2 separate regions of the Homo sapiens genome follow, and region 1 is linked to region 2. Evidence: chromatin loops called from intact Hi-C (ENCODE). Cell type or tissue: dorsolateral prefrontal cortex. All regions are shown on one strand.

Region 1 (2,500 bases), 550 kb before region 2:
TAGTATATACACATACATCATAAGGAATTGGCTTATGTAGTTGTGGAGGCTGATAAGGCCCAGGATTTGTGGCTGGCAAATTGGAGACCGAGGAGAGCCAGTGATATATATTAAATAGTTGTAGGCTGAGGCTAAGCCTGAAGGCAGATGAAGACTGCTGATGTCCCAGCTTGAAGACAGTCAGGAAGAAGCAGCAAATTCACCCTCTCAATGCTTTTTTATTCTATTCAGGCCTTCAGTGGATTAGATGAGGATCACACCCCTTGGGGAAAACAATCTGCTTTACCCAGCCTATTGATTTGCATGTTCATCTCATCCAGAAACACCCTCACAGACATACTGAGGAAAATGTTTAACCAAATAGCTGGACACTCAATGACTCAGTCAAGCTGATACATGAAATTAACCATCATAAGGAATAAGGTACCCATTTCCTTGCTGGCCATCAACTGGGGCCTCTCTCAGCTCCTATAGGCCATCCACATTCCTCACCCCATGGCTCTCTCTATCTTCAAGCAACTAATGGCACATTGAATCCTCTTCACATTTGGAAGCTCTGACTTCCTCTTCTCCAACTAGCTGAATAACTCTTTGCTTCTTAGGGGTTTATGTGATTAGGCCAGGCCCACCCAGATAATTTTCCTATCTTAACTGATTAGTAACCTTAATTACTTGCAAAATCCCTTTTCTTATGTAAGAACTTAACTGTGGGAGTAACACCAGGAGGTAGATATCATGGGTCCCTCTTAGAACTCTGCCTACCACTATCAGAGAGACAACGGTGCATTAATCCTGCAGGGCCTTGTAGATCATTTTAAAAGCTTTGACTTTTACTCTGATAGAAATGGGGAGCCTGTGAGGAAATGAATTGACCTGACTTACATTTGTAAATGATTCCTTTGATGTAAAATAGAGTCCTCTTGCAGCTGGGTGGGCATGGCAGTTCAGCTCCCCCTTGATCACAGAACAGCAGGGAGGGAGACACAGAGCATTCACCTCATTCTACCTCATTGCCACTAGGTGGGAGTAGAAGTTCAGCTCCGCGCTTGGATCCACTAACACCAATCGGGGAGAGAAGATGGGGTGCTGACTAGCACTGCCTTGAACCACCTTATTCTCCTTACCTTTGCATGGGGGTAGGAGTTCAGCTCCTCACAGGGCCCTGCTGATACTATCCTGGCAGGCAGAGTGGTTTTCCAACTAGTACTGATTTCCTCTTTCTCCTACTTCATTGCCACTGTGCAGGGGTGGAAGTTAAGCTTCTTGCTGGTTCCCATCAATATTAGGAGTAGGGGAATGGAATGCCAACTAACGCCACCTCATTTCAGCCTGTTGCTGCTGGGTAAGGGTACGAGTTCAGCTCCCCACTAGAAAGTGGAGTATCGACTAGCATCACCTCGTACCCCCTTGTTCTGCCTATTTGCTGCCAGGTGGGGATGGAAATTCAGTTCTTGTTCTGTCTACCAACAACAGCCTAGTGGAAGAAGTGTAAGGCCATCTTAGAGTTGCCTCTCCTGGCTGCCGCTGGTAGAGCCAGAAACCTAGCTCTCGGCATAGCACTACTGACACTGCAGGGTTGAGGGGACAGTTTTTTCTTTGGTGTTTGGCTAGAGTAGGTCAGTATTATCAAAAGTTTTCCGGTTCTATTAGTCTACCTGTTTTTCCCAGTCATTTATCTAAAGGGAGCAGGTTTTACTTGGGGCTGTTTTTGTCTGTACTTATTGGCGGTTCCAGGCTGCAGGTTCTCCAGTGCTCTGTCCAAATACATAGCAAGCAAAAAAAAAAAAAAAAAAAAAAAAGAAAAGAAAGAAAAAGTCCTGGGAACTCACTACAGTATCCTTCCTTTCCTAGCCAGTTTGTTGCCTCCTTTCCAACTCTAAAGTCTTCCTACATTTGTGTTTTTCTACTCAAGGTTATTTGTTTTGTTTTGCTTTTTAAATAAGAGGGTGGATTAGAGAGAAATGGGGATACATTTTAAACGTAGAGGCCAACAGAATTTTCATGAAAAGGTTATTGTCGAAATCTCCCCCTTTCCCCAGAATAAACACACGTATAGACATTCTTAGTGGGTCCAACAACACTGAAGCTCTATATAGTACATATAGATGGAGGGAAGAGAGTGATTAGGACTCTGACATTTGTCCCTGTGCTAGATATTGTGCTTGATGCTTTATATGAATCATTTGATTTATTCCTCAAAAAAATGAAAGGTATACTGATTTTGCAACTACTTTAAAACAGGAACAGAAAGCAAAATAGATTGATGATTGGATAGATGGGTAGGTATGTGATAGAGAAAGTATAGGAAAATGTTAATAGTGGAATCTAGGTGACAAGTACACGGATGTTCATTGTAACATTTTTAAACTTTTCCTTATGTTTGAAAAATGTTTATAATGAAATTATGAGTAAAATAAATAACCTGATGAAGAAATCATTAGGGCAAATGTTTAGATTAGTGAAATGAGACTACTTGTCTAAGCTTTTAACTGAGTTTAGT
Region 2 (2,500 bases):
ACACACCCCAAGCTAAGATGACGCCTAATATTTATTTCTCTGTTCCCTGCTGTCCATGCATTTACCTAGTACCTTCTCCTTGAGTTGAAGTGGTGATTGGCATCTAAATAATATAATATAGCAAAGGTGATGGGATGTCACCCTCTTTATTAGGTTACATTAAATGGCAAAAAAGATGGGATATCATGCCCATGATTACCTTACATTATATAAGACACACTTCTTAGAAGATTGGAGAGAGACTCTCATGTTGGCCTTAAAGAAGCAACAGCCATGTTGTGAACTGCCTATGGAGAGGGCTGCATGGCAGGGTACTGTGGGCAGACTCTAGTAGCTAAGGCATCTTCCAGCCAACAGCCAATAAGAAGCTGAGGCTCTCAGCCATACCCCCACAAGGAAATACATTCTGTTAACAATCCAAGTAAGCTGGAATTAGATCTGTCCTTGGCTTAGCCTCTTGTAAGACTGCAGCCCTGGATTCCAGCCAGTGAGACAATGAAGCAGAGAGTCCTGCTATGCTGTGCTTGGGCTTGACCAAAGGAAACTGTGAAATAATAAACATGGTTTGTTTCAAGGGACTGTTCGTGGAAATGTGTTACGCAGCATAGAAAATGAATGCATTAACAGCCCAAGATGCTTTTCATTGGGCTCCTACTGCACTTTTCACATACCTCCATCAAGCAGCTGAAACTTTTATACTCAAATAAATTGTTTCCCAACAGATAAAAAATTTCAAGAGCAGTTACTGTGTCTTTTTTTCTAGCATCTAGTATAGGAAGCTCTCGATGACGCTTTTTTTTTTTTTGCAATGAGAAAATAATTTTTAAAAAGAACAAAAGTAAATGTGGAAAGCTGGAAGTGTATTTATTGAAAGCATTTTATCATTGAACATAGAGCTATTTCAACGTTAATAATCTATAAGCCTACATCTTAAAAATTTAAATATAGGAAAACCAAACAGGGCTATTATTTAATGAGGGCCTATTATATACTTGGTGCTGAACTAATAAATATGGAAAATGCAACTTTAAAAGACTCTTACATAATTTCTCATGGTTCATATGGAAAAATTTGAGCTTTATCCAAGCAACATTAGTTAAATGTATAAATCTTCAAATAAATGTTGTCGAAGATAGTTGGGATAGTAAGCTTTGCAAAATTAAGCTGCCCTAGAGATGTTTAAGCTCACACTTCAGTCCCTCCTATTAGAATGATAATAAAAGGAATTCAAATACTGAACTGCGTAACCTTTGAGGTCCCTTTTAGTTCAAAGATTTCATGATCCTTAAAACTGCAATTTGGAAAACATTATTTTGTGGCAGGCTAATGAATTATAGCCAATGACATGATAACTATATTAAATATATATATATTAGAAAGATAACTCCGAAATGCATTCTCACGAACCCTACATATTCCTTTAAATAAAGTATCTGCCCAAAAAACCTAAGACATGTTGTTCCAGTAAAACTGGAACTGGGTGCTGATTTTCCTCTATATGTGCTGCAATGACTCCAGAAGCCACAAGGTGGCAGAGTGTTGGTACTGTGTTTCTAATTCACAAGACTTCACAACAGGAGTTCATGATACATTCAAAGGCAACTTTAACTGAGATTTTGAATTCTTCCATCTGTTTCCATGTGCCAGGTGCAGGGGTTGGATGGAGAAACTGAGATGTATATTTGGAGGCTCTTGAAAAAGGAGATGACAAGATATAAAATCATGTGTATTTAAAGAAAAACTCTTTGTTGGCATAACTCCCAATTTGCCTCTGACCTCAAAATTATCACAGCTCAACCTGATCACTGACTTCTCCAATCATTTCTGTAACATTTACCCTTCCACACTTAAACTGGTACAAATTCGCGAATCTAACACTCCCATTTAGATCTCTAAATCATCTAAAGCAGTAAAATTTTTTTAATCTCTTTAAAGAGTTTTAAAAAAAATCAAAGAGGCATACTCTTGTCTTTATTTCCATACATTGCTACAAGTCACAGCCCCAAATGAATATTATTTCAGTTCTATGAACAGGGTAAAGAACTTGTTCTCATGCTTTGACCTCAGGCTTTAGAGATTTCTAATATGTAACATACTTCCATTAAACTCATTCATCTTCCTCTGAAATGTAGTTTTCTCCAGAGCTCATGATCTCTTTGATAGTATTTGAATTGAAACATACTACAAGGTTATTTTTCTTTCCACAGATATTTAGAGTACTGTCACATCATAATCAGCCAAATAAATAGTATGCATAAGGTGGTGCCTCCTTTGGGGAATTATTAATAGTAGATTCCAATTCTAGAGAACCAGGACCCTGTTGTAGTAAACATTGTATCTCCAGGGCCTGGAATAGTGCCTAGCTCATAATAGACATTTGAGTGATACTGATCAAATAATCAACCTAACCTGCCTACTTATTAAACTGAAAAGATTGTATATACCTTGAGTCCAATGGGAGCCTACAATTAAGACTTGCAAATAGTAATTGCTCGATAAA

What was found. Hi-C counts contacts between places; a loop is a spot of excess contacts. Peaks named below come from ENCODE experiments on the same cell type or tissue, not always from the same donor. Only the 100,000 strongest peaks of a DNase experiment are listed, where the experiment ranks them.
Region 1: a loop joins it to region 2, with 4 times the contacts of the local background. A loop is called at or near these places in 34 of 110 quality-filtered maps.

The regions. Positions count from the first base shown.
Region 1 is chr11:83,835,949-83,838,448 of GRCh38, forward strand. All of the region lies in intron 16 of DLG2 (discs large MAGUK scaffold protein 2), which reads right to left. Among named protein-coding and RNA genes, the nearest start is that of DLG2-AS2, 200 kb to the left of the region's middle. In dorsolateral prefrontal cortex, CTCF peaks have their summits at 1,025 (motif pointing right) and 1,226; a DNase peak (open chromatin) is centred at 1,033; H3K27ac peaks cover 2,500 bases.
Region 2 is chr11:84,383,304-84,385,803 of GRCh38, forward strand. The region is part of intron 7 of DLG2 (discs large MAGUK scaffold protein 2); the gene reads right to left. Among named protein-coding and RNA genes, the nearest start is that of DLG2-AS2, 750 kb to the left of the region's middle. In dorsolateral prefrontal cortex, CTCF peaks have their summits at 1,525 (motif pointing right) and 1,724; DNase peaks (open chromatin) are centred at 478 and 1,548; H3K27ac peaks cover 2,183 bases.